3 separate regions of the Homo sapiens genome follow, and regions 1 and 3 are each linked to region 2. A link is a contact called in ENCODE Hi-C or POLR2A ChIA-PET data. All regions are on one chromosome and are shown on one strand. The core of a region is the stretch at or near the end of the contact, and the rest is flanking DNA. Distances in the headings are between cores, read along the strand shown.

Region 1 (4,097 bases), core at 316-2,815, 130 kb before region 2:
AAAGCACTTATTAAGCCTATGTGTTTGTTGTTATTATCCAGTGAATTACAGCCACACTCAGAGAAGCCACAGAGATTAGAGGTTAGGAAAATTTGAATACTTAGAAGAAATCTTTTGGGTAGCAGTATGATTTAATGTATGTTTAAATGCTCTTGGACGAGTGCAGTGGCTCACATCTGTAATCCCAGCACTTTGCGAGGCCAAGGCAAAAGGATCCCTTAAGCCCAGGAGTTTGAGACCAGCTTAGGCAACAAAGTGAGACCTCCATCTCTACAAAAAAATTAAAAATTAGCCAAGCATGGTGGCGTACGCCTGTAGTCCCAACTATTCAGGAGGCTGAGGCGGGCTGAGGTGGAGGATCGCTTGAGCCTGGGAGGTCAAGACTGCAGAGAGCCATTATCACCCCAGTGCACTCTAGCCTGGGTGACAGAGCGAGATCCTATCTCTCTTTTTTATTTTTTGACACGGAGTCTCGCTCTGTCGCCCAGGCTGGAGTGCGGTGACGCGATCTCGGCTCACTGCAAGCTCCGCCTCCCGGGTTCACGTCATTCTCCTGCGTCAGCCTCCCGAGCATCTGGGACTACAGGCGCCCGCCATGATGCCCGGCTAATTTTTTGTATTTTTAGCAGAGACGGGGTTTCACCCTGTTAGCCAGGATGGTCTCGATCTCCTGACCTCGTGATCCACCCGCCTCGGCCCCCCAAAGTGCTGGGATTACAGGCGTGAGCCCGCGCCCAGCCGAAGAGATCCTATCTCAAAAAATAAATAAATAAACAGGCGGGGCACACTGGCTCACGCCTGTAATCCCAGCACTTCAGGAGGCCGAGGCGGGCGGATCACCTGAGGTCAGGAGTTTGAGACCAGCCTGGCCAACATGGTGAAACCTCGTCTCTACTAAAAATACAAAAATTAGCCGAGTGTGGTGGCGGGTGCCCGTAATTCCAGCTGCTTGGGAGGCTGAGGCAGGAGAATCGCTTGAACTGAGGAGGCAGAGGTTGCAGTGAGGCGGGATCACTCCACTGTACTCCAGCCTGGACGACAGAATGATTCCATCTCAATAAATAAACGAACAAATCCTCTTTGCTATTGTGTAAAAAAATCAATTTCTTTTGTAAGTTACTTGCAAAAAGTCCAAACACGAAATGCTAAACAATATGGTTGTAAGAGACCATAAACATCTTAATCTGTAGTTGGAACTAACATATCTTTACCACCAAAGTCTAATAAAGAGCAACTTCCAAGAAGCAAAATGTTTGCCTCCACTTGATAACTTCTGCTTGGAGTTTTAGCCCTGCAGTGGGCATTTGTCCTTTCGCAGCTGCACAAAATCCAAATTCCTTTATTGTGTTAGAGGGAAGATCCTACTATATGAGTCCTGGGAGGGAAAGCCAAACAGCCCAGGCCTTATTGGTTTCTACCTTGTGCTATGTTTAGCCCCCTTCTAGGTACGCAATATATGTTGGCTGAAGTGAAAATGTAAACAGGAAGGAGAAAGGTTTCACAACGAGGAAAGGCTACACGGTGAGTCAGGGCTTTGTGCTCTGTTCCCAACTAGCTCCACTGTGACTAGCTATCTTTGGTCACAAAACTGGCTCAGTTAGTTGCTATTTTCTGCATCAGCATATTTCAAAAGGAAATGAACCTGCTGACTTAAGTGATGTAAGGAGTAATCAATGAATGAAAATTAACTAGAGATATCCATACAAAATTATATTTGTATTTTATACTAAAAGATAAAATATGCCTAACTCACAAATACTCATTATAAGTTTTTTGTTTGTTTGTTTGTTTGTTTGTTTGTTTTTTAGTTTGCTTTAGTTCAGCTCCTAGGAATTTCTATACCATATGTTATTATAAACATTAATTTACTTTATTCTTCATACAATTATAAAATAAAACAGGCCAGGCGTGGTAGCTCATGCCTGTAATCGCAGCACTTTGGGAGGCCGAGGCGGGCGGATCACGAGGTCAGGAGATCGAGACCATCCTGGCTAACACGGTGAAACCCCGTCCCTACTAAAAATACAAAAAATTAGCCTGGCGTGGTGGCGGGCACCTGTAGTCCCAGCTACTCGGAGGCAGGAGAATGGCATGAACCCGGAAGGCGGAGCTTGCAATGAGCCGAGATCGCACCACTGCACTCTATCTAGCCTGGGCGACAGAGCGAGACTCCGTCTCAAAAAAAAAAAAAAAAAAGAATTGTCACTGCTGTTTATTCACCTGCCTTGCCATTTTATGGCTTTTCCCAATGAAAGGAGACAGAAAAACATTTAATGAGAAGTACACACAGTTTGGGAGACATAGCATCTTTAGCAATCTTTACATATTAAATGCTGCACATGTGGGAGCGATAAGATGTAGATCACTTCCTGTAATACCGTTTCCATGTTCCTGAAAATCTGAACATAAAAGGAATTTTTGAAAGTGAAGCTTAATTCTTTTTGAAATCTGCCTTGAATCTTTTTATAAAACAAAGGAGCCTTCTGACATGTGAGCAATAAGCCACCAATTTATCCTGTTTTACCAGCATAGATTTTAGGCTAGAACTAAAACTTCATTGAGCTTTTAGAGGTTTGGTTAACGAATTAACAAATATTGGCTAGGCATGATGGTGCTCATACCTGTAATCCCAGCATTTAGGGAGGGCAAGGTGGGCAGATCACTTGAGTTCAGGAGTTTGAGACAAGCCTGGGCAACATGGTAAAACCCCATCTCTGCAAAAAATACGACAATTAGCCAGGTGTGGGACTACGTGCCTGTAGTCTCAGCTACTCCACAGGCTGAGGTGGGAGGATCCCTTGATCCCAGGAGGTAGAGGTTGCGGTGAGCCAACATTGCATCACTGTGCTCCAGGTTGGGTGACGGAGTGAGACTGTCTCAAGGAAAAAAAAAAAAAAGAATTTACAAATATTAATTGAGCATCTACTAAGTGTCAGGCACTATGCTATGTGCCCAGGTGCATTGGTGAACAAAACAGATAAGATCCTGCTCAAATGAAGTGTGCAGCCTTAAAGGCAAGACAAGCAACAAACAAACAAATAAATGAGATAATTACAAGAGAAAATAAGCAGGACGGTAAGATGGGAGAGTAGGCTGGGTGCAATGGCTCACACCTGTCATCCCAGCATTTTGGGAGGCTGAGGCAGTCTTATTGCTAGAGGCCAGGAGTCCAAAACCAGCCTGATAAACATGGCAAGACCCCGTCTCTACAAAAAAATTTAAAAATTAGCCATGCGTGACGGTGTGTACCTGTAGTCCCAGCTACTCGGGGGTTGAGGTGGGGATTGCTTGTGCCTAGGAGTTTGAGTCTTCAGTGAACTATGATTGCACCACAGCACTCCAGCCTGGGGAACAAAGGGAGACCTCATCTCTACAGAAAAATTTAAAAATAAAAGGAAATGGAGAATAGTGGAGAAAGCAGCCTTAGAAAAGATCACCAGGGGCTGGGCGCAGTGGCTCATGCCTGTAATCCCAGCACTTTGCGAGGCCGAAGCCAGTGGATCATGAGATCAGGAGTTTGAGACTATCTAACACGGTGAAAACCCCGCTCTACTAAAAATACAAAAAATTAGCCTGGCGCGGTGGCAGGTGCCTGTAGTCCCAGCTACTCTGGAGGCTGAGGCAGGAGAATCGCTTGAACCCCGGAGGCGGAGCTTGCAGTGAGTCGACATCGCGCCACTGCACTCCAGCCTGGGCGAGAGAGGGAGACTCTGTCTAAAAAAGAAAAGAAAAGAAAAGAAAAGGTCACCAGGGAAGGTCTCTATGAGGAGGGGTCTTGGGAGCTGAGGCTTGAAGACGGAGAGAAAAGCAGCTTGTGAAGAGCCAAGGAAGGGCATTCAGGTATTAACTTGGGGGAAACTTCATGAGTGCAGGGGCAAAGAAGGGCCCCAGGGAAGGCTTTTTGTTGGAGTTGTGTTTATCCAGTATACATAGAGGAGAAGACTGGAGATAGGAGAGACCAATACCTTGGCTCAGTGCTCTAGTTCTCTTGCTTTTTTGAAAGATGTTGCCTATGATGGCATCTTTGAAATATGATAGTATTTCCTCAGGAATGCATAGGTTGATGAAAAAAACAGGTAAGCACCTGTGTTTCTTCC
Region 2 (4,049 bases), core at 1-2,500:
TGCTTTGCTGCTACCCAAGCTCCCAATACCCTTCTGGCTTCCAAGATCCTTCCTGCTGGGAATCAATGAGCTGCCCGTGTGGCACTCGTACTCCAACCGGCGGGGCCACTCAGTATGTCTAAGTACAGACGACTGCACTGTCCCTGAGGTGCCCCGGCCTCCGTGTGCTGGACTAGCATGAGCGGTCCCTCGGGCCTCGGCATCCTTCCAAAGCTGCATTTCGGAACTTGCCCCCCCGAAGGCTGGACCCCGAACCGCCACGCCCCTCAGCAGACCCCGAGGCTCAGGCGGAAGTTCCGGGAGAGCCCCGCGCTCCTCCCCGCGCAGCCCCGGGCCTCACCTGGTGCGCCCGCGAAGCCTTCTGCGCCGGGGACGGTGCCGCTCCCGGTCTGGCCGTCCACGCCCCGCGGCAGACCCCGCCCAGACACGCCTGCGCCTGCGGGGGGCCCGGCCTGGCCCGTCTCCGCGATGACCCCGGTGGAGCCTGGCGGCTGGGGCGGCCTCTCCTCGGGGGGCCGCTGGGGCAGGACGGGCCGTCGCCCAGGGTCCTCTGCGGTTGCGGGGCCGCTGGGCCTCGGCGGGGCGGGCTCGGGCTGCAGCGGCTCCTTCGGGGCCTCTGCGGGCGGCGGGGGCGAGGGCGCCTCTGCCGGGCGTCGGGGAGAAAGAAACACACGGGATTAGGAAACCTCAGCCCTGACTGCCCCGTCAGGGTCCCCTCCATGAGTCCCGGCGAGCGGGGTCCCCGTGAGGACTCTGCGGCCACCCCTGCGACGTCAGGCCAGCGGGACACACGGGCGTCCGCCCGCATCTTCCGAGGACGCCGCGGGCCACCCGGACGCCGCCGGGGACCCCTGCCCGGGGCCGGGGCGTTTCCAGCCTCTCCGGCGCAGACGGCTGCACTTTCCAAACCGGCCTCACTCTTGGCTCCGGCATCAACAATTCCCGATTTCACAGCACGCGGAAACCGCGGGTGCGTCGCAAGTGACTGAAAGGGACCTGAGGCCACCGACCCCCGCACCGTCTCTGAACCACACTCCTGCCGGGGCCCCACGGCCTCTCCCGCGGGCTGCCGAGGGACCCTGCCGGGGGGCCCCAGGGCTGCGCGGAGGCCGTGAGGAGGGCTCAGGCTCCACGAGGGCCGCGGCCACAGCGCCCACGTCGCCAGCGGAAGGGACTTCCAACGGAGGAAGCTCCTGGCGTGCGTCTCCCGGCCCTCTGGGGAAGGCGCCGGAAGCTGCCGCCCTTTCCTCCTTTGAACTCGTTCCCGGAACGAGCCCTCCAGGAAGCCCCTCCCGACCGTCCACGGGACGCCTGACAATACCCGGGCCTGGCTGAGGGACCCGCTCGCCAAGAAACGCCATCCCCGCCGCCCCCGTCAGCCTGGTGCCCACGATGCCCAGAGTTCCAAAGCGCAACACATTTGATTTTTGTTTAGGACCCGACAAAAATCGGCGGCTGCCTCCCGACCTGCCGTCTAGTTTTGTTTTAAAACTCCCTAAGCGGGCCGGGCGCGGTGGCTCACGCCCGTAATCCCAGCACTTTGGGAGGCCGACGCGGCCGGATCACTTGAGCCCCCAAATTCGAGACCAGCCTGACCAAGATGGCGAAACCTCATCTCTTCCAAATATCCAAAAAAAAAAAACAAAAAAACAAAAATTAGCCCGGGGTAGTGGAGCGCACCTGTAATCCCAGCTACTCGGGAGGCTGAGGCAGGAGAATCACTTGAACCCAGGAGGTGGAGGTTGCAGGGAGCCGAGATCGCCCGCTGCACTCCAGCCTCACTAAGCTGGGGAGAAGGGCAGTGGAGGTGGTTGATGGGTTCAAAAATATAGTTAGACAGAGTTAATAAGATCTAGTATCTGATAGCACAACAGGGTGACTGCAGTCAGCAATTATCTTTTGCACATTTTTAAATAAAAGAGTAGAATTGGAATGTCTGTAAAGAAATGGCACATGCTTTGGGTAATAGATACCCTATTACCCCGATTATTATACACTGCATGCCTGTATCAAAATACCTCATGTACCCCATATATATATATATCTACTCTGTACACATAACAACTAAAAATTAAAAAAATAAAACTAAGATAAATATGGCAGATCAAATACATGCCCCCCCCCCGCCCCACCCACAGAGGCAGGTTGCCAGAACACCCTGAGAGAGGCAGTTTCTCCAACAGCCTTTCCTGACCAATGTTCCATGAGAGAAGCCCAAGAGAAAACAATTTGAGTGATTACTCTCTCAGTTTTCCCTGAGGATGATACAGAGCTAATTCCATTCTAGATACAGAGAAGTTAGTTCACGCCATACAATAGAATGGCATCAGGATTTACATCTCTTTAGAACCCTGGTTGAGAAAGGCTGGGTTAGACAGAGAAACTGAGGCAGAGGGATTGAAAAACATGCAGATACCAGCTACAGTGGAAGATAGGAGTAAGATACCAGTCTAAAAACACTAAGCGAAAGTCTGCTCCCTGAATAAGGAGGCTCACAGTCCCCATCCTCTGCTAAGCTCCCAGCCACTTGCTTATACCTCTAGCTGGATATAGGAGGATTCTTCAAATTGACCCTATGATGCCCACAGTCGTGAAACTCTATCTAGTGTCTCCCCATTAAATGTGAACCAAAGTCAAAATCACCTGACATATGAGGAAAGCCGCCTGTGTGAACGACAGGGACCAAAGCAAGCCACACCAACTAAAGAAAAGGAACTCTAAAGAGACAGACACAGTGCAAGAAAATAAACACATCCTACCCTCAGAGAAGTAGAAGATACTGCATCCAAGATGCAAGAATTGATTGCTATACAAAAGGGATAGTCAGAGAATAAGGGTGAGCCTTTGCTGATTAAAAAGGCACTTGCCAAAACCAGAGATTTCCATGAAAGGGTTGGTAGATAAAAATCAAGGAAATCTTTCAGAAGGTAGAACATGATGACGAAATGATGATCAATAGGAAGGAAATCATAAGAAAATTAAAGGGTCAACCTAGGAAGTCCTTCCAGAAAAAAAGAAATCAGAAAAACTGGTATGTAGGGGTAATGGGATGGTAAGGAGAGAATTATCAAATAAACACACAACTTCCCAGAACTGAAGAAAATGAAAGATGCCAGCACAATTACTGAATAAGAGGAATAAACCAAGCCACATTCAGAACACTGAAGATAAAAAGGAGATATTACAAACTTTCAAGGGAAAAAATATAAAAAGTGACTGCAAATCAGGAAGGCATCACCAGGCTTCTCAACAGTATTGGAAACTAGAAGAGAAGGGAACAATGTCATCAAACAATGCTAGAATGTAATTGTCAACCTTGAAATCTGTACCCAGCAAAAATACCCATCAATTACAAGAGTAGAATAAAGATATTTTTAGACAGGCAATATTTAAAAAATTATAAAATGCCATCTCTCACGCACCCTTTCTTAAAAAGGTATTGGGAAATGTGCACTACTGAAACAAGGGAGTAAACCATGAAAAAGCAACAGAGAGTAAAAGAAAGGGGAGAGAGGCTAAAGACTTTTCTAGGATAGTAGTGAAGGCAGGCTCAGATTGAAAGCCTTATTGCAAAAGTCTAGAAAATAACCAGTCCAGGTTAGATCAGAAAGAGCAAGAATTCCAGGAGGGAGGTCAATTTTTAAAAAAAATGGAACTGACAAATGATCTGATACTTTTTATGATGTAGAAAATTGTATTAAGAGGCTGTTGAAGGGTAGGAAGACTCCAAAATAGATACATAGGATATAAGCAACACTACTACCAATTAAGAGAAAAGTAAAAAGGAAAGCAACACAACCTTAGAGAGCTATTGAGCTCAGCATAGCATAGATGTTGCATATTGACTGTAGGATAACTCTGTTGGGAATTGGGAGGAAGGGGGGGTCAATATACAATGTCTAAAGCTGATAAATCAATTTAGAAATACGGAGGTAAGTACCAAAGAAAAGAAACAGCTGGAAGATTTACATGTGGCTGCCTCTGGGGCGTGGGAAGAAGGATGGGGAAGGGAACAGGGGAGCTGGTTTTCATTATGAGCTTCTTAGTGT
Region 3 (3,973 bases), core at 954-3,453, 220 kb before region 2:
CTCGAGGCCAGGAGTTCAAGACTAGCCTGGGAAACACAGCAAGACCCCATTTCTGTTCAAAATAAATCACAATAAAAAAAAAAGAATTGTTTTCATAAAGCCAGATCCACTCCATTAAGCTAACAATCATCTTCCTTAATCTTCCTCCTAGGAAAATTTTTTAAAACTTGTTTTCCTTTTAGATTCACTTGTCATGGATTAGTGACTGGTCAGAGTTATATTTTCCGGGTCAGAGCAGTCAATGCAGCTGGACTTAGTGAATATTCCCAGGATTCAGAAGCTATTGAAGTCAAAGCTGCTATTGGTAAGTTCCTTATGCATAACTGTATGGGGGAAAAATGGATTTTTCTATGTTAGAAAGGAAGATACCATCCTCTCCAGAAATTATTTAGCTTCCAATATTGCTGGATGATTGCATCCTTAGATGATCATTTTCTCTGACTCTAGGTGATGTCTAACCTTCCATAGCTGCCATTTTACAGACCTTCATCACTTATCCAGATTCTGTGCATCCATAGCCTTTTCATCTTCACGAACCCAAGTTTCCTCAGATATTTCACATTGTGTGAAACTCCATTCTAACTTCATGCTCATCCTGGGACTGTGAAGGGCCATTCCGATTCCATGAAGTGGTATATCACCCATAACACAGATCATCTTGTCCCTAAAAGCCATTTGGTCTATGCCAGAGCCTGGCTTGTTTTTGCTAACAGAACATTAACATGCTTCTTATAAACCCCTCTAAAATTCATGCAAGGCACATGTAATTGCTTAATCATATGTTTCATCTTTGCTTGCAAAGTAACCAACAGAATAAAACCAGTAATAAAGTAATTATATGTGTGTATGTGATGTACCTCCCAATCTTGGATAAAGTAGAAAAGGGACCCAGGTGGTTAGAAACAATACAAATAATATTTGTGGGCTGAGCACGGGGGCTTACACCTGTAATCCCAGCACTTTGGGAGGGAGAGGCAGGCAGATTGCTTGAGTCCAGGAGTTTGAGACCAACTTGGGCAACATAGTGAAATCCCATTTCTAAAAATAACAATAAAAAAAATTAGCCAGGCATGGTGGTGCATGTCTGTAGTCCCAGCTATTCAGAAGGCTGAGGCACGTGGATCACTTGAGTCCAAGAGTTCAAGGCTGCAGTGAACTATGATCTCACCACTGCACTCCACCCTGGACAACAAAGCAAGATCCTGTGTCTGAAATAAATAAATAAATAAAATAAAATTTATTATATAGTAACGCATGTTTTTTAAAAAGCTGATTTAATATTGATTGTCTTCAGTTAGCATCTCATATAGCTTTTTCATATTCCTTATAACATAGGGATCGGGCACAGTGGCTCACGCCTGTAATCCCAGCACTTTGGGAGGCTAAGGCGGGTGGATCACTTGAGGTCAGGAGTTTGAGATCAACCTGGCCTACATGGCTAAACCCTGTCTCTACTGAAAATACAAAAATTAGCCGGGTATGGTGGTGCATGCCTATAATCCCAGCTACTTAGGAGGCTGAGGCACGAGAATTGTTTGAACCCAGAAGGTGGAGGTTGCAGTGAGCCGAGATTGCGCCAGTGCACTCCAGCCTGGGGGACAGAGTGAGACTCCAAAAAAAAAAAAAAGAAGAAAGAAAACGAAGGAAGGAAGATTCCTTATAATGTGAACCATTCTAAACATGTCTCTTTGAGGTTGAGAGGTACAGACCATTACTATTGTAGTACTGCACATAATTCGAGGTGTTATAAAATTAGGATCTTTAATATGATGTCTCTTGTGCACTTTATAGTCCTTTTTTCATTCTGTTGAATAATAGGGCTTACATCTCTCAATATTTGTGTCTAAGATTTGCTTTTCCTTATATATACTAAAAGCCCTTTGGGTTCTGCAAATCGAAATGGTTCCTATTCTATCTTTGGCTTCTTTGTTCTCATTTCTTCTTTTTCCAGAATACGGGGAAGGTGAAATGTTCCTTGGCGTATATTGTGTGAAATGTAGTCTTTCCATATTTCTTGCAAATGTGAGCGATTTTCTTTAAGCCAAGACTGTTTTTGTTCTGCTTGTGGTCCTAATGTTTTTCTCTTTGTTCTATCCTATAAGAGCAGCTGATACTCTGTCCGGGCTCAATGCGTTTCTGTTGTTGTCTGGCAACTGTAGGGGGAGGAGTGTCTCCAGATGTGTGTCCCGCACTGAGCGATGAGCCTGGTGGACTAACCGCCTCCAGGGGGCGCGTGCATGAAGCCTCCCCGCCAACCTTCCAGAAAGATGCTTTGCTTGGCAGCAAACCTAACAAACCTTCACTACCCAGTAGCTCTCAAAACCTGGGCCAAACAGAAGTGAGTAAAGTAAGTGAAACAGTTCAGGAAGAGCTTACCCCGCCACCACAGAAAGCGGCTCCTCAGGGGAAAAGTAAGTCTGACCCCCTGAAAAAGAAGACAGACAGAGGTGAGAGTTGAGAAAGGGAAGCTGTTCCATCCGTCTCCATCACTGTCCTCACCTCTCATCGTCTACATCACATCCTTCATCCATGTTTGCTTTCATCAATGTCCATTCTTATTGTATGTGTTTTCAGCTAGCCATCTGAAATGTGTACTTTCATCTGATGACTTGGAAAAGTAATTGTCTATGGGTTTGGCTTGTACACATCATTTTGGGTGCTTAATGATGCTAGAATGTTTCAAGTAATTTGGTTATAGAGCCTTTCTTGGTTTGTCAGGCAGATACACCTCTGGCCTGATTTTGCTAAGAGAATTCGATGTGAGAGCAGGACTTGGTACTGCTAGCCTGTGTGAGGTCCTTTGAAATAGTCATGTTTGGAACATGTAGAGGAGAAAGATCTCACAAAGAAGGTGACATCGTACCAGGGTCATAGTTGTTACCTTCTTGCTCATCCTCAGATTATTAAGCGATTATTCACATTTAATTTAAATAGTTTGCAAGAAAAATCAACACTGGAAAATTAAATACTTTAAGTGAAAAAAGTATATAAAAAGATTAAAAATTTCTAAAATAATAATAATCTAAATAGCTACTTACCTACTACTTTTTGAAATGAAAAAAGAAAAGAAAAAAACAGCTATAAATATATCTTTGAGTTACCATGAAAAGTTTAAAAGTTAAAATTATAATCACATATAGCTATATTGTATGATATATGATCCTCATTCCCAGAAGTGATTTATTTAAGATGATTTATCAGTAGGCTAAGAATGATCTGATTAGGATATTTGGTACCTGTGGCTAATATATCCTAGGAGACATTGTTTTTCCTATCAAACAACAATGAACTGAAGCACATGTGCTGATAAATTTTTAAATGCCTCTCATCCAGTTCTTTTTTCTAACCCCACCCCAACTTCTATAACCTCCTCTGTTTTATGACACCTTTCTTTGTCCCTCAACTCGAGAGGAGATATTCATTTGAGAGCACATATTCAACAATGCTCTGAAATAGAGGGAGAGAGAGAAAGCTTTTTTAAAATGTGAGGAATAAAGGAGGTTGGTAAGTGGAGAAGAGATAAATGTATTTTATTTTAAAAGCCTTCATTCTTCTGATACTCTTTTTGGGTAAGAATGAGATAGTTTCTTTATCTCCTATAATCCAAATAAACATTCAGAAAATTCTCTTCGATGTTATTGCATATCTAGATGTATTTCTTTCCACCACTTCACCCCCTCTCTTCATTGAAAACTGTAATTTCAGTAGTTGAGTGAAAAGCTGATCAGCAAAGCCACATAAATGAAGGAGGACTTTTGAAATATCCTCCAGATATTTTTCTAGCTAAGCACTGATAAACATGGTGACAGCTGTATAGTATTGTACCACATGAAAAATATTCCAACATCAGATTAAAAATAATGTGATAAAAGTATTATACACTAAGAGAAAGTCACATAGCAGATTGTGTCTGTTTTTTAAAAATGTTTTCTAAAGCTGTCATTTAGCTGAGCTCTAGAGTAAATTTTTTTCT

The links. Hi-C counts contacts between places; a loop is a spot of excess contacts on that map. ChIA-PET counts read pairs that join two places held with the same protein, here RNA polymerase II (POLR2A). Pooled maps may share reads with other maps.
Region 1: a loop to region 2 is called in a pooled map, with 2.6 times the contacts of the local background. The contact joins two enhancer-like sites. A Hi-C loop is called at or near these places in 1 of 50 pooled maps. POLR2A ChIA-PET finds 5 or more read pairs at or near these places in 3 of 52 experiments (HEK293, K562 and T-cell).
Region 3: a pooled map shows a loop between it and region 2 (2.6-fold over the local background). The contact joins two enhancer-like sites. A Hi-C loop is called at or near these places in 5 of 50 pooled maps. POLR2A ChIA-PET finds 5 or more read pairs at or near these places in 3 of 52 experiments (WTC11 and activated CD4-positive, alpha-beta T cell).

Annotation. Positions count from the first base shown.
Region 1 is chr18:3,034,984-3,039,080 of GRCh38, reverse strand. No RefSeq gene overlaps it. Among named protein-coding and RNA genes, the nearest start is that of LPIN2, 24 kb to the right of the region's middle. RefSeq lists a silencer at 1-90. Within about 2 kb of position 1,565, at least 14 of the 41 ENCODE cell types and tissues checked have a DNase peak (open chromatin) inside an H3K27ac peak, as active enhancers do.
Region 2 is chr18:2,903,377-2,907,425 of GRCh38, reverse strand. It overlaps EMILIN2 (elastin microfibril interfacer 2), which reads right to left. Exons shown (of 8, transcript NM_032048.3): 5 at 341-643. Among named protein-coding and RNA genes, the nearest start is that of EMILIN2, 58 kb to the right of the region's middle. RefSeq lists a silencer at 282-1,141. Within about 2 kb of position 1,250, at least 29 of the 41 ENCODE cell types and tissues checked have a DNase peak (open chromatin) inside an H3K27ac peak, as active enhancers do.
Region 3 is chr18:3,127,706-3,131,678 of GRCh38, reverse strand. MYOM1 (myomesin 1) reads left to right here. Exons shown (of 38, transcript NM_003803.4): 17 at 183-304; 18 at 2,160-2,447. Among named protein-coding and RNA genes, the nearest start is that of MYOM1, 90 kb to the left of the region's middle. Within about 2 kb of position 2,203, at least 2 of the 41 ENCODE cell types and tissues checked have a DNase peak (open chromatin) inside an H3K27ac peak, as active enhancers do.